Regions from separate parts of the Homo sapiens genome. Here all the other regions are linked to region 1. Evidence: chromatin loops called from intact Hi-C (ENCODE). Cell type or tissue: chondrocyte. All regions are shown on one strand. Each heading gives the region's core, and the rest is flanking DNA. Links, peaks and the distances in the headings are about the cores only.

Evidence for each region. A loop is a pair of places that touch in the nucleus more often than their neighbours do. Peaks named below come from ENCODE experiments on the same cell type or tissue, not always from the same donor. Only the 100,000 strongest peaks of a DNase experiment are listed, where the experiment ranks them.
Region 2: it touches region 1 in a loop (2.9-fold over the local background); 4 of 110 quality-filtered maps call a loop at or near these places.
Region 3: a loop joins it to region 1, with 6 times the contacts of the local background. A loop is called at or near these places in 11 of 110 quality-filtered maps.

What each region holds. Positions count from the first base shown.
Region 1 is chr2:197,109,458-197,119,605 of GRCh38, forward strand. ANKRD44 (ankyrin repeat domain 44) reads right to left here. Exons shown (of 28, transcript NM_001195144.2): 9 at 1,309-1,387. Among named protein-coding and RNA genes, the nearest start is that of ANKRD44-AS1, 83 kb to the right of the region's middle. In chondrocyte, for the core only: a CTCF peak has its summit at 3,958; no DNase peak of the experiment used is centred there.
Region 2 is chr2:197,352,162-197,362,309 of GRCh38, forward strand. No RefSeq gene overlaps it. Among named protein-coding and RNA genes, the nearest start is that of ANKRD44-DT, 46 kb to the left of the region's middle. In chondrocyte, for the core only: CTCF peaks have their summits at 4,220 (motif pointing left) and 4,420; no DNase peak of the experiment used is centred there.
Region 3 is chr2:197,772,183-197,782,330 of GRCh38, forward strand. BOLL (boule RNA binding protein) reads right to left here. Exons shown (of 11, transcript NM_033030.6): 2 at 9,540-9,683; 3 at 6,793-6,884; 4 at 4,877-4,931; 5 at 3,483-3,558. The coding sequence starts at 9,668. Among named protein-coding and RNA genes, the nearest start is that of BOLL, 8.1 kb to the right of the region's middle. In chondrocyte, for the core only: CTCF peaks have their summits at 5,808 and 6,025; no DNase peak of the experiment used is centred there.

The DNA.
Region 1 (10,148 bases), core at 1,709-6,708:
ACTGGAATGCATATAAATTTCCTTTGCTTTGCTGCAGATATTTTGCTTGCTAAGCATAATTCCACTGGCTGGTCTTCCATCCAAATGTCAAATGACTTCTTTGTTTTATGTCTTAAGTGACTAAGACATAACTCAGTGCCACTAATAATTCAAGTGTATGTGGTCCGAAATTCTTATAGATGAGAAAAATACAGGTCCAAGGAAACTGACTAATATCAGAATTTTGAGAAGTAGAAGTATGGGTCAACTAAAAATAGGAACTGCCAGATTGACCTGGAATATCAGCTTAAAATCTGAACTAAACCTGGTTTTTGTCTTTTTTAAATACTCTCTAAGATTTACTAATAGAAGTGATGCTGCTGGCCATGACCCCCTATTAGTAACATGAACCAGGATGTAAAATGATACTCCCTAGTACTTTGACTTCAGTGACAACCTGATGGTTCAAGCATACCTTTGTCGTAAGCCCAGAAAGTTACTATATTACTGTGACTTTCCCAGGTCTTCTCTGTCAAGCCTGTGAATTTTTTTTTTTTTAAGACAAAGTCTCGCTCTGTCACCCAGGCTAGAGTGCAATGGCACAATCTTGGCTCAGTGCAACTTCCTCCTCCCGAGTTCAAGCGATTCTCCTGCCTCAGCCTCCTGAGTAGCTGGGATTATAGGCACCTGCCACCACTCCTGGCTAATTTTTGTATTTTTAGTAAAGACAGAGTTTCACCATGTTGGCCAGGCTGGTCTCGAACTCCTGACCTCAGGTGATCTGCCCACCTCGGCCTCCCAAAGTGCCTGGGATTACAGACGTGAGCCACCACGCCCACCTAAGCCTGTGATTTTATGATCCTTTATATCACATCCTTACCTGCTTTTCCTCTAAGTCATCTCATTTTTCCTAATTTTGCCCAACTAGCTTAATAAGTTTTAACTTAGGAAATTATAGTGAACTCTAAAATTTAAAAATAATTCAGATTTGTTGCTGGAAAATGAATGCTACTTACCTTTATTAGTTTCAGAGTGAGATGCACAGGATCTTGAGCCTACATAAATACATCATTTCCAATTTCAAAGCTCATGCTCTGTGCCTGACTCCAAATTGACTGTGAAACTGTGGCTTTATGTTTTTACTATTAAGGTGGATGTTGATGACATGTCTGATGAACAGTTTTTAGCAAAGTACATCAAAGAATTATGTAATTGCATGCTTACTAAAACTCCAAAACAGGGCATCGACTTTCATATGCAGGTGACTGACAGCCAAATTCACAACAAGAAACTATCGAAATAATGACACTACTGAAGCATCTCTCTTACCATTCTGAATGAGGGTCTGTGACCGTGTGAACCTTCCATGGACAGCTGTCATGTGCAGTGGACTTTTGCCATCTTTACTCTAAAAAAAAGAGAGGGAGAGAAAAACAATGGAGGTGCTCATGAGCCAGTGACACCCATCTGAAATACCCCTATGGACACTCCTAATAATGCCCTGAAAACATTCATTTATTTATTTATTTTTTAAGTATGATCAACATGAGGCTGCAGTGAGCTAGGATTTTACCACTGTACTCCAGCCTGGGTGACAGAATGACATTCTTCTAAATAAAATAAAATAAAAGTATGATCAACAATTACAAGAGGCAAAGATAATTTTGAAAGGAAAAGATAAAATGTACCTGACCTCTCAAGTTATTGCATAACATCACATGTTTTAAAAGCTTAGAGAAACAGTTATCTGAAACCTTTATTCCTCTCCTGTGATCTACTGGAGAAGGAAGTTTCCTTCAAGGTGTTTTTTTCAACCTTTGTCTATAGTACACAAAAAAGACAAATGTGTTACCTTGCATGGTATTCTTTAAGCTGAAGCTGACCAAATGGCTCTGAATCACTGCAACTCTTAAAACTGACCTGAGGCCGGTCGTGGTGGCTCACACCTGTAATCCCAGCACTTTGGGAGGCCAAGGCAGGTGGATCGTTTGAGATAGTTCAAGAACAGCCCGGCCAACATGGTGAAACCCCATCTCTACCAAAAATACAAAAATTAGCCAGGCATGGTGGCGCATGCCTGTAATCCCAGCTACTGGGGATGCTAAGGTGGGAGAATTGCTTGAATCCAGGAGGCGGAGGTTGCAGTGAGCCAAGATCGTGCCACTGCACTCCAGCCTGGGTGACAGAGTGAGACTCTGTCTCAAAAAAAAAAAAGAAAAGAAAACTGATCTGGAACCCTCTACTATTCCCTCCATTATAATTCCATTTAAAAAAAAAATCACTTTTAAAATAAAATAAAACAAAAAAGAAAAAATTTAAACAAAAGAATAAAGAAAAAGAAAAAAACAGAAAAAAACAAAACCATAATTTTTTATTGTTCCAAAAGAGAATCTCTTACTTTACTTAACTCATTAGAAGTCACAGGACTAAGGCATGCAACTGTTTAGGAAACTGCCTTTTGAATGACCAGCTGGGAATGTGTGCTGAATTCATATATTTGTTACTATTCATGATCGAAATTATGAAATTTCCTGACACAGATTAAGCCAAAACACAGAAAATGTACAACAGCTATATACCAATCATCATTATACTAAATACCAAGATACCATATGTAACTAAGAAATAGTAATTTACAGAATTTCTTCTGAAAATAGGCCCAAAAGAAAATATTACTGTTATTTTAGAATAAAAGTATCCCCAATAGAGAGAATGTATTTTCATCCAAGTATTGTTATCAAAAAAATCTATGTAACACTTATTTTTATAAGTCTCAGAGGAAAAATTTCTCTAAGTCTGAGATTAAAATACGAGGTTTTAAAAATGCATGTTCATTTTGTGATGAAATCCAAATGCCTGTATTTTAAAATGACTGTTTTAAAAACTCCATCTTGGAAAACAAATAATAATTTAGGTAAGTATTTCTTAGAGTGGACCAAGGACTGCCCACGTCTGAATCACCCAGGATTCTTGTTAGAAATATGAATTCTGGGCCAGGCGCAGTGGCTCACGCCTGTAATCCCAGCACTTTGGGAGGCCGAGGCGGGAGGATCAAGAGGTCAGGAGATAGAGCCCATCTTGGCTAGCACGGTGAAACCCCGTCTCTACTAAAAATACAAAAAATTAGCCAGGTGTGGTGGCGGGGCCTGTAGTCCTAGCTGCTTGGGAGGCTGAGGCAGGAGAATGGCGTGAACCCGGGAGGCGGAGTTTGCAGTGAGCCGAAATCGTGCCACTGCACTCCAGCCTGGGCGACAGAGCGAGACTCCGTCTCAAAAAAAAAAAAAAAGAAAAAAAGAAAAGAAAAAAAAAGAAAGAAAGAAAAAGAAATATGAATTCTGTACCTTAACCCTGAACTACAGAATTGGGGTAAGAGGGTCCCATTTTTAACCCCTGCTTTGGACTGTGGGCTAAAATAGGTTATAAAACCAAGGTTTTAACACAAGCATTTTATTATATTCTATAAGTCTATTCCTTAGAAATAAAAAAGGAATTACACATAGTCTGTGCCAAGAAAAAAAAGTTAATTAGAACGGTAAGTTCATCTTAATTGAAAAAAAAAAACATGTATCATTATAATTCAATATTCTCAGGTAGATGTGGGAAGAAAAGAAATAATAGGATCTTTTCTCCATCTTCTATGAGTATAATCTGAATCAGAACAGACTGAGAAAGGAGAGCTGAAGCTTGATAATACTTTTAGAGGAAAAACTGGAGCAATCAAGAGAATGAGATACAAAACCATCGCTGACCATGAGACATACTGGGAAGGAGAGCTCCTAAAAGTTATCTGATTCCAGAGCTAGGCCTTAGTTGTCGGGACTGCACACAGTTCCAAGGACTGAAACACCTGGGAACTACTTTGGAATAAGGATTTAAAACACCCCCTTCCAATTAAAAAGTGATGACACTTCAAAATAACTAAGGCGAGAGAAGGCAGAAATTGTGGAGTTGGCATTAACTTGTCCCTAGGTGGTGCTATTTCTTTAAATTTTGCTCCAGTGTTTTCTCTTAATATGAAACCATAAGTAATTATTAATTAAATATATCTAAAGCTATAAATACTTCAGCATTTAGAAAATATCTTCACAATATTCAGCTAAGCAATTTTCCATGTCTATAAAAGAGCTTAAAGGCCTTACCAAGGAGTAACCACCAACTTGGTGGTAGCTATCTAAGTTGCAGGCAGAGAGACAAAGCAGAAGTGATCTCTGAAGTGTGTGGTGGGCAAAGCCAGGCCCATTTCAGGGATAGCAAACACCACAACCTTCTTTTCTCTGAGAGTGCTTGTGCACTTGTAAAGGGACAAGTAAATGGAGATGACCAAAGTTAGGTAAAATGCAAAGAACAGCCATATGATCAGTGGTGACAATTGCTTTGCATCCATCTTTGCAGATCTTTGCCTGGGTTCATCTATAGCCTGAGTCCAGGCTATAGCTGATATTTTTTTCTTCACATAGGGAAACAGGTAGATAAGGTGGGGAAATTGGGACAGAAAGCATTAAGAGTATCATGGCAGCCATTTTGGGACAACTTTGTTCACATGGTATGGGTGTAAAGGGAGCTCATTATTTCAAAAAGCTATAGAAAACCAATGAAACTCAAAAGGATAATACTTTTTATATAATTCTTAAAAGTTAGAACTCAGAACATTAAAGTTGAGACTAGGGAACCCTACTGAGTTTCATGATCTGAGAAATTGAAATTTATCATGCAGGGGTACTGGCTGTTGCTACTATTCCTAGAATTGCACAAAAAGATAAAACATTCCTTGCGTTCTCAAAAGAGAGAATATGTGCAATTCTTCCATCTATTCAAAGCTTTTATGAAAATTTTTTTCTTAATTTCTAGTCTCCCTCCAATTTTCTAGCTACATTTTCCCATAGAATTTAGGGCTTTGAAATTATTGTTATTTTGATAATCCATTTAATTAAGCAAGAAGCACTTCTATTGAGTTAGGCATAATCAAGCCCTAAGTCATAAAGGAAAAATACTGAGGATTAAAATATTTACAACAAATATTAGTACTCTTTCAGGGCAGAACTCAGCATTGCCTAAGGAAGATTAATCTTTGAACTAAAAGCAGTGTTTATATTTTCTTGACCACCAGTCTCCTCAGAAATCCATTCACTTTTTCTTTTATTCCTAATGCCTTCTTTCCTCATCTTCCAATATCCCATATACGTTCCCTAAATTTACAGACATTGTTGTTCCCCAGGGTCTTGAAAGCATAATGTTCTCTGTGGCATGGTACACCCCTGGGGTCACAGAGCTCAGTGGCCCTACTACAGAGCAATAAAAGCTCTATGGGATAACATTAAGTCCAACCTGCGGTTAGGGGTGGGGTCAAATAAGGTGAGAAACCCAATAAGTCTTCCTAATTCAATGCAAGAGCCTCCTAAAATACTGGTGTGAAAAAGCCACACATTGTCCAATTTATTTTGTTTTGTTTTGTATGGTTCTAAGGGCAAGAGAGATGGAACGTGGTTGGCTCACTCATTCCTCTCCTTTCCCTTACTTCTCCAACGTTCTAAGTACCGTCCCTATCACTGCCTACTCTTGCCCATTCCAGTTTCCACCTTCAACTTCTCCAACACAACCTATTCCATAATTTGGTCCTGGTACATATAGAGAAGGGAACTGGTCCACTTCAAGCAGACATGTTTCAACTCCCATCTCTTAGAGCTAAATGATCTAAGAGCCTGCAGACAGAAAAGAATTGAGACCATGCACAGGCTAAATGTCAGTGAACAGGAGGTAGACAACCTGGCAATGGCAATTTCTGAGTCTGTCTTTCTAAGTTGTATCCAGCACAGCTCTATGTCTAGTGCCTTCTTTAACGCTTACTTTGAATGCTTGCTAAAAGAGCCTTGAGATGCTACAGAAATTACAATGTAGTCTCTAATGGAAAAGAAAAAATATTTTATACTTTCTCATGTTCTACCTATTTACAAATTATAAGTAAACCATCAATTGATTATTGTATCAGTAAAGTATATCTTTATTTTATCACAATTAAACTCATATCATGAAGTCAAAAAACAGGACCAGAGTCAATCAATGTAAGCAAAATGAGGAACTGTGAAATGCAGGCTGAACACACATCCCTCCTCCTCTTCCCATCCATCTTTTAGTTGCTCATGAAGACATCACTTTTACTATTTTGTGAGAATAGAGGAAAACAAAGTGAACATGTGGATAGGTAATGGCTGCATTTCAATATGCTACTTCCCTCAACTTTTGGAAAATCTAAACAAATACAAATTGTCTTGCAATCTACAAACACTTTCAAAATCCAAGGAGCAATGTGGTACAGAGAGATAACAACTTTAATTAGACAGCTACCTCCAGAGTCAGACAGGATGGCTCTATGGAAATGTTAGATGATCCGTGCATCCAGAGTGAATCTGGAATAACTAAGGAGGATTCAAAGAGATTTAGGAAATCGGAGGATACAGACAGAATAGATGAAGGGAGACTGAGAATGAAGGCTAGATTTGATTCAAAATCCTATTTACACAGAGTCAATCATAATAAACTCAAATCTCAGAGTTTTAAAATGGCATTTCTTATATTCTAGTTATGATCAGCAGTCCACAGGAAAAAAATAAATATTAAAATTAAGGAATTATGCTTTTCAGCTCCATTTGTGGAAGGGAAGAAGGGGCTGCAAAAACCAATGTATCACAGAAGCTGAAGTCCCTTATCCAATCTGAACTGACCACTGGTCAGTTAACTGGGAGCAGTAGGCCGGTGTGCCAGAGAGTAGCCTTCTAGCCTCTGGTATGGGGCACACTGAGAGCATTGGTGGCATGTTTTACAGATAAAATGAAGTGCATCAGACAACTCTGTGAATTAATTAAGTGGAGGTTGGTAAAGAGAGCGCCTTTATTAAATTCCAATAATTTCCCTTCCTTTGAAGGATTCACAGGATGTCCTTCAGATACCAGGATGGCAAGACAGATGTCTACAGTTTTGGGAACGCTGGCAGTTTGACCACCCACGTGCTTCCTGCCCCCTCAACACCACGCTCTGCGACTTCAGCCTCACGCAAAGATTCCTTACCAACCTCAGACGACAGTTCCTTGGTCTCTTTGATGCCCCCATTCTTTTTTGTCTGCTTTCCATCTTCATGAAAACACGACACTCCTTCCTGTCTCCTCTAACTCCTTTTATCATCCCTTTCTCTGGCTCTTTCTCCTCCTCCTGTTCCTAAGAGTAAAGGGCTGTTTCACTTTCTGTACTCATGCTATTACATACTCTCTCCTTGGGCGGTCTCGTCCCTTTCTCCTGGTTTCAACAATCACCTTTACATGAATGAAGCAATCTACATTTTTTCTTCTGTTCTCTACCAGTCTGCCATGCTAGAACACCACATTTGACACTATTGGGCTTCTCAGACTGGCTATACCAAAACCTAAAAATCAGCTTGTCAAAAACTAAATATATTGGTTTAACTCCCTAAGCCTACTCTTCCTCCTGACGTCTTTCTTAATGAACATCAATAATAACATCTATTTTTCTAGTGCTTATCATGTGGCAGATATTATTCTACATGATTTATGTATGATAAAGCTGTTTAATATTCACAGCAGTTCCATGGAGAAGACACTATTGTTTCCCTAATTTTACAGATAAACTGAGACACACAAAGAGCTTGTTTATGATTATATAGATACTAAAAGTCAAGGCTAGGATTGGAATTTAGGCGGTCTGGCCCCAGAACGGAACACTTAACTACTCTGCTGCACCACCTTTCTTTGCCGGATTTCTTTCTTCCTTCCTACCTTCCTTCCTTCCTTTATTATTTATTTATTTATTTTTTTGACAGAGTCTTGCTCTGTTGCCCAGGCTGGAGTGCAGTGGTGGGATCTCAACTCACTGCAACCTACGCCTCTCAGATTCAAGCAATTCTCCTGCCTCAGCCTCCTGTGTCGCTGGGATTACAGGCATGCGCCACCACACCCAGCTAATTTTTGTATTTTTAGTGGAGACTGGCTTTTACCATGTTGGTCAGGCTGGTCTCGAATTCCTCACCTCGTGATCTGCCTGCCTTGGCCTCCCAAAGTGCTCGGATTACAGGCGTGAGCCACCGCGCCTGGCCAATTTTTGTATCTTTGGAGACAGGGTTTCACCATATTGGTCAGACTGGTCTTGAACTCCTGACCTCAGGTGATCCACCCACCTCGGCCTCCCAAAGTGCTGGATTACAGGCATGAGCCACCACGCCTGGCCTCTTTGCCACATTTCAATCCTTACATTAGTCTTCAACTCCTCCAGTTCATGTCCCACCAAGTCTTGCTGATTTTCTTTCTGCAAAGCCTCTCCCTTCAGTCCCGTTCCCCTGTTCTCTTATTACCTCTTACCAATGCCAGTTTTATTGATTTCTAGTTATCCACTAATCAGCTCTTCTCTAGGTCCACTATACCTGGGTTTTCTTTTTTTCAAAAGTGAAAATAGCTTTTTTGGTTTTCTGGATATAAAAATAACATGCTCTGCCAGGTGCAGTGGCTCATGCCTGTAATCCCAGCACTTTGGGAGGCTAAGGCAGGCAGATCACTTGAGCTCGGGAGTTGGAGGCCAGCCTGGGCAACATGGCAAAACCCCGTCTCTACAAAAAAATACAAAAATTAGCAGGGCGTGGTGGCGTACACCTGTAATCCCAGCTACTCGGGAGGCTGAGGCCAGAGGATGGCTTGAGCCTGGGAGGCAGAGGTTGCAGTGAGCCAAGATCCCACCACTGCACTCCAACCTAGGCAGCAGAGCCAGATCCTGTCTCAATAAAAAAATAATAATAATAAAAATAATTTTTTAAAATTCTCATTGTATCACAATCAGAAGACTAAAGCAAATACACAAAAAAGAAACTAAAGTCTGGGCGTGGTGGCTCACACCTGTAATCCCAGCACTTTGGGAGGCTGAGGTGGGTGGATTGCTTGAGCTCAGGAGTTAAGAGACCAGCCTGGCCAACATGGCAAAAACCCCTCTCTACAAAAAAATACAAAAATTAGCTGGGCATGGTGGCAGGTGCCTGTAATCCCAGCTTCTCGGGAGGCTGAGGCAGGAGAATCACTTGAACTCAGGAGGCAGAAGTTGCAGTGAGCCAAGATCCTGCCATTGCACTCTAGCCTGAATGACAAGAGCAACATTCTATCTCAAAAACAAAAGAAAGAGAGAAAGAAAGAGAGAGAGAGAGAGAGAGAGAGAAAGAAAGAAAGAAAGAAAGAAAGAAAGAAAGAAAGAAAAACCTAAATCATAATTTTGTCTCTCTGCAGTGATAATTGTTGCTAGCATATTGGTACATACTCCAGAGAATTTTCTCTGTTTTTGCATCATCTACACACATAACCATAACATTTTAGCATTAAAAAAGAGATCATATTTCTTTATTGCATTTCAATGTTTTCATTGATAATACTAGGTGTTATTAGCCATTTTGATATTTGCCGTTCTTTAACACAAATGTACGTTTTTGTATTAGTTTGTATTTTTCTAATTACCAGTAATACTAGTTTTTCACAGGCTTAATGTATTTTTTATTCTCTCTTGTGATCTGACTTTTGCTCCATGTTTTCTAGTAATGATCACTTTTTCTTATTGATTTGTATGAGCTCTTTTTATATCAAGCATATTAACTATTTGCTTATCATGTATATTGAAGAAAATTTTCCCTAAGTTGCTCTTATTTTAATTTCATGTTAGAGGTTTTATTGTTGTTGTTTTGTTTTATAAATGTTTAAGACTTTTTTGTAGTCATATATATGATTATTTTCCTTTTTTTTTCCTGCCTTTGGTGTTCTGTGACCGGATTACTGTTTTTAATGCTCAGGTCTGATCATATGACCCCTAGAATGATTCGTGGCCTGCAGAGCCTGGAGAGGCCCAAGCTCCTTGGGCTCAAAATCATCCAGTAGATGAGTCCTCTTCCTTGGTCAAATCACATTTCAGCTCATTTCTGGCTCCTTTCTGTCATACAATTAAAAATAAAAAAGCTTTTTACAGACAGGATCTCACTAGGTTGCTCAGGCTGATCTTAAACTCCTGGGCTCAAGGAATCCTACACCTCAGGCTCCCAAGGAGCTGGGATTACAGGCCGAGCCACCACACTTGGCATGTTCATAAAATTATACTCTATTTGATACAATCAATTGCTATTCTGAAAATTTGTCACA
Region 2 (10,148 bases), core at 2,199-7,198, 240 kb after region 1:
CTTGGCTCATGCCTATAATCCCAGCACTTTGGGAGGCCGAGACGGGCAGATCACCTGAGGTCAGGAGTTAGAGACCAGCCTGGCCAACATGATGAAACCCTGTCTCTACTAAAAATACGAAAAATTACGCCAGGCACAGTTGGCAGGCGCCTGTAATCCCTGCTACTTGGGAGGCTGAAGCAGGAGAATCGCTTGAACCGGGGAGGCGGAGGTTGCAGTGAGCCGAGATCGCGCCATTGCACTCCAGCCTGAACAACAAGAGCGAAACTCCGTTTCCAAAAAAAAAAAACCTAATCCCCAATGCAATGGTATTTGGAAGTGGGGCATTTGGGAGGTGTTTAGGTCATGAGGGTAGAACACTCACAAATGCGATTAGTGGGTTTATAAAAGAGACCTCAGAGAGTTCCCTCACCCATTCATCATGTGAGGACACAGTAGAAAGATGGTCATCTGTGAACCAAGAAGCAAGCTCTCGCCACACACAGAATCTGCCAGCACCTCAGTCTTGGACTTCCCAGCTTTCAGAACTGTGAGAAATAAATTTCTGTTGTTTGTAAGTCACCCAGTCTATGGTATTCTGTTGTAGCAGCACAAAAGGACTAAGACACAGATTAAGTGGATAATTGACTAGAAAAAAATATAACTCATCAAAGCAATTCAATAAGAAAGTAAGTAGGTTAGAGTATACATAATGGATTTAGGCAGAGAAAATAGACTTAACCTCAAATAATTAAGTGCCAGTTCAAGGCAAGTGACAGAAAAGGCATTCTGGAATTCCTTTTGCAGCAAGCCAAGTGCAGTAAAAATGGGCCTTTTCCCCAGTGGTTGTACCAATTGCCTACCCATAATGTTCAAAGTGAAGACTTAACTGTCATTATCAATGACTGAGCCAGATTTTTTTCTCACATTGATGTCTTGTTGACCTGCAAGTTTTCCTGAAACTTCTGCCAATAATATTACCTTTATGGGCCTCTACTTTAAGCATTCTGTGCACTGTAACTGGCCTAAAGCATTAGGCCAGCAGTTCTGAACATTTGGGTCTGCAGGATACCTTTGAATACTAGTGGTACACTTGAAAGAAAGTCTTCAGACAATACTAAACAAATCAGCAATAATTACGATACAATCCTACTATAATATAACAACATAGCTCTGACTGTAAAAGCAGCCACACTTGCGATTGTCACTCTCTAGCAGCATGTTACTATTTAGGCAGATCCTATTACTGCCTAACTGTACCCTAGTATACACTTTTAAGGTCATAACCTTACATCTCACATCCAACCAACAGAAGACCTTTCTAGGTACCAGCTTAAACTTTTCCTTATACCTTTTATGTGTTACCCACAGCAAGTTCTATGCTACTGTACTATGCTATTGTGTCATATAATCCCCTCTGCCTATTCCAGTTGATAGACATCATGTAAATACCTGTATACTGAATCCCAGAACGAATTACTGTTACACATGAGTCAAAAATTGACAACACCCTCCCACCCTCCTGTGAAGAGCTTACCTTACACTTTGTACATAGCTGAGAACTGCCAGGCACCATTAGCAAGCCAACAGGCAACAAAGATTTCCCAAAGCATTGTGTACATCTTATTGAGTTTCACTGAGATGATTGTAGACAGATGATTTTTTATTTCCAAGTTATGCAGGTATTTGTGATATGTATTAGGAGGAAACGCAACCAGCATCTCAAACATGGGTTTTCACAGATATTATGGCTTAAATAATTTAAATGGATTTAGCTAGTGATTTCTACATTTAAATAATAAATTTAAGTAATAATATTAAATAAAAATAATTCAATATAATATAAAAATATAAAATTAATATTAAATAATAAATATATTTACCTTGTCATATCATTGAAATATGAATGTTAAATTGATAATAATATATGTAGTATGAGGATATGGTAAAAATCATGAAGGTAGCATATGAGCGATTGAAGTTTAGGGTACTGGTTTATCTAATTCACTCCTTAAGACCAATATCACTCAGCAGAAGGCAAGGATCAAAGTGAAGGTGGCACTTTATAAGAATGCGCGTTATTATAAATGGTCTCATGTGATCTTCCCTATACAGTTGTATGGTGGATGCACCCAAAAGCAGTAACTTAAGCACACCCTGAGAATGACCTGTGGCCTCAGAAGAGTGTGTGTTCAGAGTCCTGCAGTAAGGAACCGGGGAGTGGCCAGTCCAGAGTTTCTTTCCTTATCTATGAAGGATGTCTGAACCTCTGACCCATCCCTTGGAATGCAGGTTGTATAGGGGATTGAGGCCCTTTGTTATGGGCTAGATGGAGGGTGCAAAGTAAAAATGCTAGGTAAACTGCATGCTTTTTACAAACAGTAGGTGTTCCGTCCAGCTCACCAACACTGGACAGTCCCTGTAGGTACATTCCCCCAATAAACCCTATATATCATTCACTGTCTCCAAGTCTCTTCTTTGGCCTCTTGGACACAGTGCCATCCCTATTGGAATCAACAGGGGTCCAGCAAGACAATAGTGAGATGGGAAAAGGAAATGTGGTTATGCCAACTGAGACTTAGGAAGGCTAAATAACATGTGCAATGTCACTTAGGCCATGACATGATTTCCCAGTTCCCAACATGGCACGAAGATCAAGGCTGCCTGAAGACCTTAATGGTGAGCATACCCAGTCCATCTTCCACTTGGTCCAGCTCTTTCCACCATGCCACATTTTCCCCCAAGGAAGACAAGGAGGCAACAGGGGGCCTTGAGAACACAAAAGCATGATCAGAGGGTAGAGGGGCTACAAGAAGATCCCCAGAAATAACCCTAGAAAAGGTTATTTCTTTTTTAGAAAGAAAAGAAAACCCTCATAATACTGCTTCAGGCTGGTAAAGTTTGGAAAAAATGCCCTTCCTATACAGGATTATGATGCATTAAAAAACAAACCGGGGCCGGGCGCGGTGGCTCACGCCTGTAATCCCAACACTTTGGGAGGCCGAGGCAGACGGATCATGAGGTCAGGAGTTTGAGACCACCTGGCCAACATGGCAAAACCCCATCTCTACTAAAAATACAAAAAAATTAGCCAGGTGTGGTGGTGGGTGCCTGTAATCCCAGCTACTGGGGAGGCTGAGGCAGGAGAATTGCTTGAACCCAGGAGGCAGAGATTGCAGAGAGCCGAGATCACACCACTGCACTCCAGTCTGGGTGACAGAGTGAGACTCCGTCTCAAAAGAAAAACAAAAACAAAAACAGAAACAAAAACAAAACAAAACAAAAAAAACAGGCATTAGTGGCAAGTGCCTGTAATCCCAACAACTTGGGGCTGAGGTGGGAGGTTCACTTGAGCCCAGGAGTTTGAGGCTACAGTGAGCTATGATCTCACCTCTGCCTGGTGAGCACAGTGAGACACTGTCTCAAAAAAAAAAAAAAAAAAAAAAGGCCGGGCACGGTGGCTCATGCCTGTAATCCCAGCACTTTGGGAGGCCAAGGCAGGTGGATCACCTGAGGTCAGGAGTTGGAGACCAGCCTGACCAACATGGTGAAACCCCGTCTCTCCTAAAAATACAAAAAAGTTAGCTGGACGTGGTGGTGGGTGCCGGGCACCTGTTGTCCCAGCTACTCGGGAGGCTGAGACAGGAGAATCACTTGAATCCGAGAGGCGGAGGTTTCATTGAGATGAGATCATACCACAGCACTCCAGTCTGGGTGATGGAGCGAGACTCCATCTCAAAACAAAACGAAAAAAAGTCTAAAATCAGCTGTCTCTTAAATTTAGCCTATTTCCCCAGAAAAAGTTTCTGTGGGCAACACCACAGCAGTACAAACCTGGAGTGTTTTTTTTTCAGTGAATATTCTTTCTGGATACATTAGTTTGTTTTCACACTGCTATAAAGAAATACCCAAGACTGGGTAATTTATGAAGGAAAGAGGTTTAATTGACTCACAGTTCCACGTGGCTCAGGAAACTTACAATCATGGCAGAAAGTGAAGGGGAAGCCGGCACATCTTGCATGGCAGCAGGCGAGAGAGAGCGAGAGCAGAGAAAGCTCCCTTTTAAAACCATCAGATCTCACGAGAACAGATCTCACTATCACAAGAACAGCATGGAGGAAACCACCCCCAAGATCCAATCACCCACCACTAGGTCTCTCCCTCAGTACCTGGGGATTAAATTCAAGTTGAGATTTGAGCAGGGAGGGCACAAAGACTAGCCATTTCCTTTTTTCCCTCTAGTGGTACAAGCAAGTAAGGATCAAATTCTAAGATGAAGACAGAATTCTGATGCGGCTCTTCTACAATGCCTTGCCTGAGTCAGAGATGTTCATTGCCCCCTCCCCAAGAAATAAATGAAAGTTTCTAGGGAACCCCAGATAAGAGATGAAGGGATTTGGTTTCTGTGCGGAAAGAAAAGTGTGAGGGTCTTGAGGATTCTGAGTATTGTAAGGAAGAATAATTTAAATATAAATGAGATTTGAATTTATCACACAAAATGGAGGGAATTTTCCTCCTTGAAACCAGATTTGTTCTGTATCTTAACTCAGAAATATATCAGCCCCAGAGCAAAGGGCATGGCAGCACAAGAAACAGAACTGGGTTTCGAGGCACATTTCCCCAGCCGACTCTTTGACCTTGAGTAAGTCTCTTCCTTTCTCTGGATGGCCAGATGACCTTTCAGCACTCTTCCCATTTCAACACTGTATGATTCCAATCAAAATTTTTATAAAAAGAAAACAGAAGGAAAATCCAGACTTTACTAATCCCAAATGCAGAGCTGAGGGACACCACCTCTAGAATAATCTAGATTTGAGTCTGAAGAGTGACAAGAATGAAAACAGGATTCCTAGTGGCAGTTTCAGAGAGCCTCCAGCCCAGCAACTGATGTTGAATATGGCAGAGATTATCACTAGGACCAGGAGTCCACAGGGGTCTCACTTGGGGTCCAGAGGGGATAGGATTTAATAAGAGCTAAAGGTCCTAGAACTTTTTTACTTTTTTTTTTTTTTTTTTTTTTTTTTTTTTTTTTTTTGACACAGAGTCTCACTCTGTTGCCCAGGCTGGAGTGCAATGGAGTGATCTCGGCTCACTGCAATCTCTGCCTCCTGGGTTCAAGCGATTCTCCTGCCTCAGCATCCCAAGTAGCTGGGATTACAGGTGCACGCCACCACACCCAGCTAATTTTGTATTTTTAGTAGAGACAGGGTTTCACCATGTTGGCCAGGCTGGTCTCGAACCCCTGACCTCAGGCGATCTACCTGCCTCAGCCTCCCAAAATGCTGGGATTACAGGAGTGAGCCCCTGCACCCAGCCGGTCCTAGAACTTGAAGGTGAAAGTCGAATTACTCAGTCAAACTGTAACAGAGACTCAGAATTAGAAGACTTCCCCAAGGACTGGAAGTGATGAAGGTAAGTGCTTCAATCAACATAGTTAGTGGGACTGAGCATGGTGGCTCACGCCTGTAATCCCAACACTTTGGGAGGCCGAGACAGGAGGATCACTTGAGCTCAGGAGTTCAAGACCAGCCTGGGTAATATAGTGAGACTCCATCTCTACAAAATATATATTTTTTAATTAGCCAGCCATGGTGGCACATGCCTGTAGTCCCAGCTACTTGAAAGGCTGAGGTGGGAGGATCGCTTTCGCCTAGGATGTCGAGGCTGCCGTGAGCTGTGATCAAGCTACCGCCCTCCAACCTGGGAAACAGAGCAAGACTCTGTCTCAAAAACAAACAAACAAACATCATCAATGGGCATTACTGTGCTATTCATAACGCTGCCTTATTCACCAGTTTCTTCATTGTCTTGGGTCAGGTTTCTCAGAAGCTGATAGATGAGAACATGTGTGCAAGTGATTTGTTAAGAAAGGGCTCCCAGGAGAAAGCAGTAAGAGAGTTGGGGAAGCAGAATAGGGAAAGGGAGGAAGCCAGAAGGCAGGCTGAAGTCCTAGCCTCAGCCTGATCCAGGAGGGTCAGTTACACCACACAATTTGTCCTGCCTCAAGGCAGAAGAGCTCGGCTTTCCTGCTCCTTCACTCCTCAGCTATCACCTTGGGCTGCCCTGAAGGCATGAAAACTCCTGAGTAGTTTTCACTCTTGAGAACATCCAGGGTAAGCTGCTTCTGTAGCCCAAGGGCAGTTCTCTGAAGAAGGTTATAGGTTTCAGCTATTAGGATAGGAGGTAAGCCCATGGAAGCTGCAGATGAGAACACAGAACTGCTCAGTATTTCCACAGGGACAAGGTGAGACACCAATACCAACAGTGTCCATAAATATTTGACTTTTCTCCCTACATGAATTATCAACTTGTTATGGGACGAAGCATGGGTTTCAGATTCAGACAGACCTGGAATTGGGTTCCAGCTCCACCGATTACAAGGCCTGCGACTTTAAACAAAATGATTAACTACACTGAGTCTCAGTTTTTGCATCTGCAAAATTCAGTTGATTCACCTCAAATAAACAAAGTGCATTTAACTCCATTCTAAAACACACTCTTTTCAAATTTAAAAATCTTCCAAATCAGGATACATCTCGTAATCATTGTTGGCCAGGCAGTAATCACAAGCTTGTCTCTGCCTGTGCTCAAAAGAACTTGGTTGCAGCTGCTGACAATATTGTCACAATTGAGTTATATGCACTGTTGATAATATAGGTGTTTCAATCCCTGTTTTAAATGTCTTCAAAATGATTACACTAGCATTCAATGTCAATAGGAAAAGTTTCCATAGAGATAGCACAGCAGAGAATGAAAACAACAGTCGAATGTGGATTTGGTGTGAGAGACATAAAAATTCTTAGAAGGAATGACCACATTTACCTACGTTTAGCAAAGCAATAAAATCAAACACAGCCTTTCTAGAACCTAAGAAAGGAAGATACCCACAAGAAGATGAATCTGTGTTGCATTTTGCTACTGAGAAGTGTGCACAAGGATTGCCCATCCTGGCAACTGAAGGCAGAGGAAATTGCTGAGCCCTTCAGAATAGATGAAAGGAATTTCAAAGCAACAAGATGCTGGTGTGAGTGATTCATATAAGACACATCACTATCATTGTGTCGTGGTTTCAGTAGTAGTATTTTCATTCCTGGTCCATAAAATAATGGTGCATCTGGCAGTCAATTATGTCTTAGATCAAATGAAATTCCCCCAAATTGCAAATGCCCCAAGATTTAGCTATACCCTGGAGCTGACAGTACTGAGCTGGATGTGAGAAAGTGAGGCCCCCCAGGAATGATGAGGCAACATAGAAAGGCCAGGCTTCTCTTGTGGGATTCTGGGTGGCACCAAAAAGTGAACATGGGATCAACTTATAACTGGTATGGCAGGAAACCTTTAACATATGAAATACAGTAGCTAGAGATGAAAAATAACAAAGCTGTCACTTGGAGAAGTGATCTCTCCTCTGCCCTAGGCTCACTAGAGACCTTCTCTACTCGGGGGGTGTGCTAGTCCATTTTGCATTGCTATGAAGAAATACCTGAGGCAGAGTAATTCATAAAGAAAAGATGTTTATTTGGCTCATGTTTCTGCAGGCTGTACAAGCATGGCACCAACATCTGCTCAGCTTCTTGTGAGGCCTCAGGAAGCTTCTACTCATGGTGGAAGGCAAAGGGAGAGTGAGTCCCATGTCAAGAGAGGGAACAAGAGAGGGAGGAGGGAGGTCCCAGACTCTTTTTAATAATCAGATCCTGCATGAACTCATTACAGGGCACTAAGCCATTCATGAGAGATCAGTACCCATGACCCAAACACCTCCCAGCAGGCCCCACTTCCAATATTGGGGATCACGTTTCAACATAATTGGAGGGGAGGAACATCTAAACCATACCATGGGGGATATGCAGAAACTTAATGACCCTCACATTAGGGAAACAGCAGGCCCCAGAAGGGCCCCTAGGGGCCCCTGCTGGGCCAGGTGTGGCCCTCTAGTGGCTGTGAGAGGCTGTCCAGGGATCCCAGAGGAGGGCAGCAGAAGAGAGGCTAAGGGCAGCAGCCAGGCACCAGTTAGTGTGGAAATATTCTAATATTTAGAAAATCACTGTGGTCACATTGGTGTTTACTGGTCAAATATCAGCCCTGCTGTCCTGTATACTGTGAAAGTGAAAAGCCAAATTGTGGAAGTCTGGGCACAGTGGCTCACATCTGTAATCCCGGCACTTTGGGAGGCGGAGGCAGGTGGATCACTTCAGGTCAGGAGTTCGAGACCAGCCTGGACAACATAGTGAAACCCTGTCTCTACAAAAAAAATACAAAAATTGGCCAGGTGTGGTGGCAGGCACCAGCTATCCCAGCTACTCGGGAGGATAAAGCAAGAAAATCCCTTGAGCCCAGGAGGCAGAGGTTGCAGTGAGCTGAGATTGCATCACTGCACCCCAGCCTGGGTGACAGAGTGAGACCCTGCCTCCAAAAAAAAAAAGCCAGGCTGTGGAGTCAGACACAGGCCTGAATCCCTACCGGATGACCTTAACTCAGTCATTTAACTTCTTATAGTCTCATTTGTTTTTTTCATTTTTGTAATGGGGAAAATATTTGATTCTACAGGTTTCTTAGAATTAAATGAGGTAAGATAGGTATAATACTTCAGCATGGGGCCCAGCACATAGAAAGTACTCCACAAACCAAAGCTGCTAGCACTTCTCATGCACAAGGAGCCAGGTAATTTGTCCAGTCATTAGTGGATGACTCACTTTGGACTGTCTATGTTGAAGATGTGGGGTTAGGGTTTGACTGTTGATAGCCATTAAAAGACAACCACAATGAGAACATCTGGTTTCCATTGAAATTCTAGTCTGTCTCTGTGTTATTTGAGTCAGCTTAGGATTTCTTCCCCCTACCTCCAAAACAACTGAAAGCTTTGTACTACATTTACCATTGCTAAGTGGGTTGAAATTGTTCTTTATTAAAAAACAGGCCCCAGGGCAGTATGAGAGACAGCTATCTATTTTGGCAAGTTGTCTCTCCATTAAGTACCTATTACACAGTCAACTCACCATGGTAAAGCAGTTGAGACATTTCTCACTGACCTTTCTAGCCCCAATTATTTAATGCTTAGCAAATCCTGTATGGATAATATCATCAAAATTTGCAGTTAATGGGTGAATTTAGCACTGTCTGTGCCTTTAAAATATGCTTTCTCATCCTAATTAATGCTTATTTTGTACTTTTTTCACATTATACATACTATTACAGTTAATACGCTTGTAGTTACATCTTTGTGCCTTTGTCTAATTATTTTCTTAGAAATTCTTAGAAACAGAGTGCCTAGAAAAAGTGGCATACAGATATTTTTAATGAACATATATTGCCCTCCAGAAAGTTTTTACCAATTTATAATTTTAGCAATAGTGTATGAAGGTATATTTCCCCATACCCTCAACATTTAAATCTTTACTAATCTGGTAGGCAAAAATGTGAACTTACTGCTTATTGCTTCAATTTGCATTTCTTCAGTTACTTATTAAGCATCTTCATGTTTGCTTATAAAATGGATTTCTTACTCTGAAATTTCTCTTTGAAACTTTTGCTGATTTTTCCAGACTGCTGATATTTTTACTCAGTTATAAGCATTCTTTAAAATGTACATAATAAATTTAAATACAGGCCAGGCATAGTGGCTCATACCTATAATCCCAGTGCCTTGGGAGGCCAACTCAGGAGGATCACTTGAGCCCAGGAGTTCAAGGCTGCAATGAGCTATGCTCCTGCCACTGCACTCCATCCTGGGCAACAGAACTGTCTCTAAAAATAAAATAAAATAATATAAATATAAACACAAATGAAGAACTCATAGAATCATGACTTTGTCAAAATCTAATTACTTCCCAAAGGCCCTGCTATGGTCTGATTGTGTCCCGCCAAAATTCAAATGTTGAAATTTAATTGCAATGTGATAGTGTTAAGAGGTGGAGGTGATTACATCATGAAGGTAGAGGCCTCATAAGTGAGAATAATGACCTTATCAAAGAGGTGCAGATCTTGCTCTGTCACCCAGGCTGGAGTGCAGTGGTGCCTTCATGGCTCACTGCAGCCTCAACCTCCCAGGCTCAAGTGATTCTCCCACCTCAGCCTCCCAAGTAGCTGAGACTACAGGCTTGCACCACCATTCCCAGCCAATTTTTTGTATTTTTTGTAAAGATGGGGTTTGACCATGTTGCCCAGGTTGG
Region 3 (10,148 bases), core at 3,417-8,416, 660 kb after region 1:
TTTTAGTTTAAGATGATTAAAAGAAAAGAAAAACAATACGAATAAGAAATACCAAAAATGTATCAATTCAGATTCCAACACCAGTATGCTACACAAAGCTGAACAATTTAGACTATCATCAGCGAAGTAATTATTTGTACAAATATAAATTATGTATAATTTAAAGTTACTTCAAGACAACATACACTGTAGTGAAGTTCCTAAGGTCTTGGCTAGACCTTTTATTTCTGAAAGTCCAAAGATGATGGAGGCAGTAAAGTTGGAGAAGATTCTACTTTCCTGAAGACATTTTGGTTCCACCCTACTAATTCTTTGGATATCCTACCAGCAAACATTCGTTCATGCTATGGCTGTCTTTTATCTCTCTTTTCTATGATCTATTCTCTATCTAGTCTCCCTTTGCTACAACTGCTGCTGTTGCAAACATGACCGCAAGTCTTCATGTGGCTAGTCTGGGGTCCCCAACTCTTTTCCCGGGCCAAGTTATATAAACCCCCACCACAAACCAAAAAACAGTAAATAATATACATAGATATATATATATTTTTTGTCATTGAGGAGACTTTAAAAGTTAAATTAGCCAAATTAGATTAGGTCTTAACCAGCAAGGTTATATAAATTAGTGAAACTGACAATTCTTCCACCTATACCAGTGCTTCTCAAAATTTCCCATAAATTAGAATCACTTAAATTGTTTTCTAAAATGCAAATTCCAGGGACTTATCTTCAGAGATTTTGAGTCAGTAAATCTGGGACAGGGCCTAAGAATTTGCATTTTGACAGCTTCCAATGAAATGACACTGTCTGCAAACCACACTTCAAATAGCATGGGCCTACCACTTTAAATAATACTATTGCTCCTCAGCTTTTATATTTTCACTGCATTTGATCTAGTATTGTTATTATTTATTTTAATGGTTCTTAATTAGATCCTTTTGAGAATTTGATGAAAATCAGGGACCTTTTCCTCAGATATATATACAGTCAAACACAATTTTACACACAATTTTGGAGGTCCATGGATTCCCCCCAAAAGATATTCCACTATTATTCAAAGATAATGATAATGGTTCATTATTCAATAATGGTTCATTATTCAAAGAAAATGAACCATGCTTTACCTGCTAAATAAATAAATTTTCAGTGCATACTATTTCAAGGCATTGAACAGGGCCCTAGTGATACAGCAAAAAATAAAAAAATTAGACATGAGATGGTCTGTATCCTCAAAGAAGTTAGGTCTGGTAGTGAAGATAGTCATTAGTTGATTACACAATTAATTAATTAAATACAATTTTGATAAATACATGAGGCATTATAGGGTACGATACTGAACATTTCAATTATTATGTATACAAAACATATATAAAATTTCTCTCTATATACATATATATGGAAAATTTGTGATGAAATGATGTTCAGCTAAGCTCTAAAGAATGAATTGGATGGCAAAGTACATTCTAGGTAAAGAAAACAGTATATTAGATTCTGAGAACAGGAGTATAGAATGTTCTGGAACTGAAAGAAGGCTACATGGCTAAAGCATGGAAAGAAAAGGGAAGAATACCTCAAAATAAGCTGAGCATAAGACAATAAGAGGTGCACTTTTGAAAGATCACTCTGGCTGCCTTGTGAATGATGGATTGGAAGGTAGAAAGATTGGATTCAGAGAGACCACTTAGGATGTTTTTCCAGGAATTAAGGTAAACAAAGTGGTTAGTTGGGACTCGGGTGTTGGTAATGGAGATGGAAAGAAATGACAGATCTAAGAAAAAACTAAGATAAGAATCCCTTATTTGTAAATGTACTTTTAACACCTATTTTTCTTCGCAGAAAAGTCAAAAGAACTTTGGAGTCAAACAGTCCTGCATTTGAAGGCTAGTGCTACCACTCACCATTAGGCTATTTAACCCCATACTTCTTAAAGTTGGATAAGGGATGGATGGTATACCAGGAGATATGAAAAAGCAGAGGCTGAACATAGTAATCTTCCTACAGAATCAGTTTTATTCAATTGTTTTTGGGAAATATTTTTATATTCAAATAAACAATATGATATTATGGAACAGAATGCAAATTATACATGATGTTTTTGCATAAATCATGAGACTTTAAAGAAAATTTGCAATTCCAGTATGCTGCAGTGGGTTAGGAACCACAACATGCCAAGATTAACTCTCCTCTACCTTTAGGAGTATTTCAGCAGAAACATTTTTAAAACAATGACTTTATCTTTTTGGGATTGAATTTTCTATTTACAAAAATAGAGATAACAATACATCATGGGATTCTATGAAGATTAAATGAAAACTCATAACATTGACCCTTGCACTAAGTAGTTTTGAAAAAACTATTTGTATATGTGAAAGCATTCAGCATAGTGCTGATTTATTTTCTATTTCAGCAACTGGTAGATCATACTATGAGCATTACTATTTAGTACATATTGCTGGTGATAATGGGCTAACGGACCGTTACTATATGTTCTAGCTTAACCTTTGCAAGTAACAACAGTAGATTGAAAATATTCAGCATTCTGCCATATTTAGTGCATTCCATTTTGTATTAACCTACTGAGGATACTTTGATTGTCTCCTAAATTAACAAATACTAAGTCAAAATTAAACTTAATATACATCAATCTCTTTTTTGTTGTAGTTGTGGCAACTGTATTAACCAAATATCTATTATTTCTAAGTCAAAAGCATAACAGTCCAAATGAATACAATCTATTAATTTGTTAACAGATTATATATAATAACCTAATGTTTTAAACATTCCCGTAGACACTAGGATGTGGCTAAGGGAAAATAAGTTAGTTATAAATTTTACATCACATTTCTCCTTCTAGCCAAAGACTGTTAGGAATTTTAATAAATATTAAAGGTAAAAAGTTAACTATAAAGATGCCTAACTTAATAAGTAGAAAGAGTGAGGAAAGATAGAATTGAAAGCATTAGAGAAATTTGAGGAAGGTAGATACATAATTTAGCCAATTCCTAAAGCTTTAGGGATTGTCCCCCTGAAAATTATGACACACCTGGCTGGGTTACAGTACACAGCATGCAGCGAGTTTCTGATATTAGTTCTATGTTTTCACTTTCAATATTTTTACTCTGATTAATTTTAAATTAGTTTCTAATTAAAATTTTTCTCATTAGTAAGTCTAAATTATTAAATTACTTCTAATTACTTTTGCTATATTAAATGATATTTTCATCACGAAAGATTTTTTTTCCTTTAATGATGTAACTACATGGAATATACTTAAGCATCTTTATGTATATAAATTTTTTCCCAGCCAAAAAAATTGAGATATATTATTTTGTGGCAAAAATATTCAGTTTTTCCACCAACTTTGCTAAAATAACTTTATTAGATGAAAGAAACATGATCTTTTAATAAAGTTCTATAAAAAGTCTTATATTTCAAAAAAGAACCATGCAAAAATATTTAAAAATACATTAGTTCTCAATACATACGAGGGATCCCTACTTGTTGTTTTCTTATTGCTGGACCAATGTTCAGCTTCTTATCCTTATAATTAAGTTTTTCAGCCTAAAATAAAGAAAAAAGAAATTATTTTATTATTTTAGCACTATTATTTATAAAATCAATAAGGAAAAACTAGTTAGAAAGAATTTCAAAAATTCAGACTATAATATTCTTTCAAAGCAGCAAGGAATAGTGGGAAAGAGCCGTCTTCAGACTGAAATAGATCTGGGTCTGACCGCAATTCCCCATTTTCTCCATTTGTAATACAGTCAATCCTCATTACTCATGGATTCTGTATTTGTGAATTTGCCTACTTGCTAAAATTTACTTGTAATCCTAAAATTAATATTTGTGGCAATTTTGAGGTTATTAGTGGACACGTGAAGAGCGGCGGAAAATTTGAGTAGCCTGATGCGCATGCTCCCAGTTGAGGTCAAATAAGGCGATATTCTTTCTTCTTGTTCCAGTGCTCATACTCTAAGAGAGAGCTTTCTATTTAGTGCCATGTTTTCTCCATTTTTGTGCTTTTTGTTGGTGATTTGGCTATTTAAAATGGCCCCCATGTGTATTGTTGAAGTGCTGGCTAGCACAAGAAGACTGTCATAGGCATTATGGAGAATATATATATTAGATGTGCTTAATTCAAGCATGAATTATAGTGCTATTGGCCATGGCTTCAATGTTAATGAACCAGTAATCTGTTATATATGATGCCTTTAAATGGAAAACCATATAAAACAAGGTTATATATTGATAGGTTGATGGCAATATTGTGACCAGAGGTTCTTGGGAACATTACCTTGTACTTCCCCTAGAAAGAGGAGTTCAGCATTTGCTAATTCAGTGTTCCTAGCAATGTTAGAGAACATAACTGCCACAAATAACAAGAATTGACTGTATTTGATTTTAATAACATACAATTCAAATTCTACTTTTTTTCTAAAAAAGTTAAATGTTATATTTGCCTTAACTTAAAGTTATTACACTGAATTGCTGGCTATAGGCTTTTTTTCTGTGAATATTCTTAGTTTATATAATGTTTTTCACAGGAGGGAAATCATCTCAGATAACCTCACTGTTGGAATCCACATTTGTAGTGTTTTTTAAACATTCAAAATGCTATTAACACTTCGCAAAAGATATATCCCCAAGTTCTTAATTTAAGTAAATAAAGCGAAACATTATATTACAGTTTCACAACCATACTTGTAGTGATTTTGGAATTTGCTCTTCTGCAGATTAAGTTTCCTAGAGACCAATGCCAATCTTAAGATGCAAACCTTTTTTAAAAAGCAGTTGATTATTGTATTTGAACCCCGAAAAGATTAGTTTCAAATACAAAATTTCCAGAAATGAAGTTAAATACACCAAAAGATCATACCTCTTGTAAAATTTTTTGTGCATCTTCTTGTGTTTCAAAAGTGACGAAACCATACCTAAATAAATGCATTAATTATTACTAATTAATCATTTTCTTAGAATGTTATATTAATTATATTAAAATGTTTAAAAATTTTGTTTTTAAATCATCGGCCACTGTAGGAGTAGGCATGTTTCTATGCTGCACTAGCATGGGAATCTTAGAAGAATCATTCACAGCCTAACACTGTCACTTTTAGTCAGGAACTAAAAGAAAAAAAACCCCTGAGATCTTGAAACAGCTTCAGCTCTCAGCTGTATGCAGGAAAGAAAAGCACAAGAGATTCATGCTGTTGCTTAAAAATTGGGGATGCAATAAATTTCAATCCAGAGCAATAATCTCCTTTTAAACTAATAGAAGTTTGGCTAAGAGAAATCAAAGTAGAAAAATAACTAAAAAATTTAAAATTTCAACACAATAAAATTTCTTATATTGGTGAATGACAATGTAAATGTATTATTTAATTATTATTATTAGCACATATAACTGATAATGTAATTATTAGTATATTCCCAAACAATATCAATTAAAAATATGTACAACCCAGATTTCACATCTGTTTTTCATACATAATTAACTTCAAGCACAATTCATATAATGTTGAAGATACAAATACACATAAATGATGTGCTCCATGTCCAAAAAGCCACAATAGGTAGAGAAAAAAGTAACAAAAGAAAGAAAAAATGTATCTCTCAAAACATAATTGCTATTTAGATAACTTAAGTAAACTCTTCTGAGTAATGCTAAATATCTTCACTATTTTCTTCAATTCATAATTACTGGATCATATACAAAGTTTCTTCTTTTAAACAAAGGAATTTCTCTTTATCTATTTGCCCAAACATTAAAAAGTTAAGGAATTAGTTTTACGCTATTTTTTTGGTAGAACACACACGCCACCCAGTGGAAAAGGCATAAAATACAGTTTACATTTACATTTCCATGTATGTTTTCCAATGATTAAAAAATGGTATTACCAAAACATAGCAAATTCTGTTAGTCAAACAAAAGAGGTAAATCTCACTTCACCTTAATATTGTTTGGCATTCTGAGGAAGTATCTCATCTGTTTATAAATAACCTTTCTGTAGAATCCCATCTCTTCCAGCATATCCATCTGTCGAATGTTGTTTCTCACCAATACCACCTCAATGGGTCCCTTTTCTTATGCCTATAAATATGTATGTCTCGTCTCTCTTTCAAGAAAGTAAATACAATACTTTACTGCCTTATCTATTTTCTTTTAACTTTGCAGTCCAACTCCTTAAGTGAGTGTACTATGTAAACTATCTTTTTCCTTTCTGAAATTTGGCTTTGTACACATAGCATTCCACTGAAACAGCTCTATACACATTTAAAGACACAGTCTATTACTTTCTTCTCAATTTTCATTATCATTGATATAGCAATTAAAAATCATTCTCACTAGAATTATATTTCTCATACTGGTCCCCTAATTAGGTCTCTGAGGCACAACCTACAGACATTTCTTGGTGTCAGCTGTTTTCAAATAAAGCTCTCTATGGCCTAAAGCAGGGATACAATTCCAAAAGAATCTGATTCCTTTTGCTTCTCATTCCTCAGCTAATGTACATCTGCTACTTACATTAAGTGCTTGCTGCCTACCACTGAATGGTCCCTCCACCCATGCAAGAATAACTTCTCAACAAATTAAGAAATATTACAGTGTCTCCTCCCTCCAAAATACACACACACACACACACACACACACAAGGAAATCAAAAGGTAGGAGGAAAGAAGAGGGCATGATGGTCTCTGCTGGAAAATGGAACCAAAGTAAACTGGCGTACAAAACCTAGTCATCCAATGAAAATAGAGTTGCTAATTCCATAGACAATCTATAGTGATACTAACCCTTTGGATACTCCAGCTCTGTCATTTACAATCTTCACTTCTTTCACAGACCCATACTGGGAAAAAAATTTTCTTAAATCACTTTCGTTTGTCTAATGGCATAAAAAGAAAACGTTAAAAAGCATTTTTAGTTGATAAAAGATGAATAATTCTCATGCTTGCTCTGGAGACAGAAAAAGTTATAGATAAGATGCATGAAAAATGCCTCTCATCATCAAAACAGTGCATAAACCACTAGGTGATTAAAATCAAGGTAAATATCTTGCTTTATGCAATAGCTATGTTGTTAAATTACCATATGCCAATAAAAATGTAAGCTGAATTATTTTAAAACTACAAAACTCACTATTTAAAGAAATCTTTAAATGATTCTTGTTCTCTAGCTGGCCAGTTTTTAAAAAGCCAATTTGGATTAGGAATGCTATTTCCATAGTAAGGGTACAATACTATTTTGGCTCTTGTGGCTCAGAGACAGTCATGGCAGTGGAACTAGGTTGTGTTGGCCTACACCAGTCATTCTATTTTAATCAGTAGTCTCAGGAACTCCTTTCCTAAGTCAGTTTTAGGAAAGGAATGTATTTCCAAAAGTGCTTGAACTCAACTGTGAGAACAATGGAGTGACTATAAGATTTAAAGTTATTAGATTCCTTATCTGTACTCAATATACATTTCAGCTAAATTCAGACATTGTTTTGATAATAAAATAAAAATTGGAATCATAATTAGATTTAAAGCATACAAGGTGTCTACAAAGATGGTTTTGGCATGTCTGTTTTTTTAATTGAAATAGTCTGATAATAGACTCATATCACCTTTTCTCAGAATACTGACACTAAATTCATTGCAATTTCATTTCCTGGTTTAGCTGTAACTGTTTGTCTACAAGAGTAACTTTTCTCTAGAAAAAAATTTCTTTATATACACTGCAAAAAGACATGCCTTAGTGCAGAGCTATGCCTTTTGAGTTCAACTGCCACCTCACTACTTACATACACTATTGGTTTTTAGTTGGTAACATAAAGCCTGCTAAGCTGCATAATGACAAATACTGATTCAATCTAAGAAAAACTGAATGACTTTTATTTCAGTTAACAGAAAATGAAATCAATGCTAGAATAAGAATTGTTACTAGATATTTGAATACAAATTAATTCCAACTATTCTCTGGTAGAATAATCACTACCTCAATTTTGTAGCTCCACTTCTTTAGTGACAAAGAGACAGTCAAGAAAAGTAAGCATTAAGAGGGATAGTCTGTTTGCTTATAAAAATGAAAGGTTAAAAAGTCTGTGACTACTTGCTATTAAAGTAAATGATTTCCTTGCTGGCCTTTATCTGTGGTTTTGAAAAAGGTATAAGTATACAGGAGGAAGCCCTAGCAATTACCTTAAAGCTATGGCTGCATTATAACAACCGTCTCCAAAGTGCATGCTGTAGCTGATGGGCTTCAGTAACCTAAAATAACCTGGCCATACAAATGTTTATATTTATTGATAACTTATTTTTAAAAACATGCTAATCTATTGTAATATAAATGAATTCCCAAATTGAACATTTCTGCCAGCTATCAGTATTTTCCACAAAGAAAATCTTTTTAAAAATAAATATTTTATAAGAAATAATTTTTCTTACTTTATTTTTAGTGAAACAATCATATACTTGTTTAAGACTCATTGTTTTGGCAAATACACTAAGTGTAACATTTCTCTTGTGCAGGAAAAAAGAAATTCCACCCAAATTGTAACAGATTGGTTATATGGAAATAGTTATAAATGTCAAATATCACACCTAATGGCATAAGGAAGGTTTTTTTTTTGTTGAAAATGATAACTCTCCCTATAATTTCTAATATGTAAAATAGAAGCTTGGAAATCCTTCTATATATCCATTTGAAAGTAAGAGTATTCCACTTAAAATATCTATGCATGCCTTTCTTGTAGGTGTTTACTCTTACCTCCCCTATGTGGGCTGGGGGGCACTGCACATCATGTCATGAACTATGCTTTCTTGAAACAGTGGAATGGCTGATTACATGATATAAATATATTAGTTTTTAAAAAACTTTTATTTTAAGTTCGGGGTACACGTGCAGATTTGTTATAAACTCATCATTGGGGTTTGTTGTATAGATTATTTTGGCACCCAGGTACTAAGCCTAGTACCGAATAGTTATTTTTTTTTCTGCTTAAATATACTACTTTTAAGATGCTTTATTCTGACAAGGACACAGGACTTTTTTGGTGATCAAATCCTAAATTCTAACATAGAAAGTGCTTTGCAAAGAATAGATGCCTAGGAGGTTGCTCAGGAATCTGAGATAAGAGTTGGGGTAAAGAAATAGTATTTCATAAAAGTAAGTTTTTAAAAAATAGAGTCTCTTTTGAAAATTATAATAATCAATTATTTTGGCTATTGGAATATTAGGCAAGAAAGTATAATTAGTTCTGGTATGGAAGAGTATGGAGCTATGAGACAGAAAACTAGGCTTCTAGTCTCACTCTGTCACTATGTGGCTAGCAGCCCACAGCAAGTCAGTGAGGATCAATTTCTTTATATCTGACATTGAACAGTTTTTAATGCTTTATGTAACCTACATGCTGGTTGAAAAGATTCTTTATAATAAGATAATTCAAAATCTGTTAATCATTATGCAAATATGTTATTTTATAGTTGCACAAAGAAATAATTTCTGAGAAATAAAGACTTCTAATGAAAAAATACACTTTACTGCATGCATAAATAGGTACCTTAAAATCAATTCCTCCTACAAAGATGCGATTAGGGATCACTGTTCCATATCTTGGGGCACTTGTTGGGTTATTCAAAGGCACAGGTGACACAGGATTAGGGGATGGAGATAATGAATCTGTTTGCATCTGGTTTGATGTTTGCTGTAAAATAAAATTCTTTTACACTTTTTGCACTGGGTATAATGCAGTCTGCTTTTGATGCAGACCAAAAACATATATTTTTCAAAAAGAAGAGTCATTTAGGCAAAATATAGTATTCTAGGCTTTACTTTTAATATTATAAAAATTATAATTAGAGCTAAGAGCTTTTTAAGGCAACAGAACTAGGAAACACAGAATCTACTCCACTATAGAGATTTTAAATATTAAATATATTACTTAAAATGCTTATATTATTATCAAACCTATTACTTAATTATTAAGGGGAATATTAAACTCATGAACATGTTTGAGAAAGAGAAAACAGTCCCAGCCTGACACAATCAACTACACCCTGGTGTTGTTAGGAGTTGGCCTGGCACTCACAGCTAGGCTGTGGTGTTCTCTTGTTAACAGAACACCAACATCAGACAAAGTCACCCTGTGACTCTGATGGATCAAGATTAA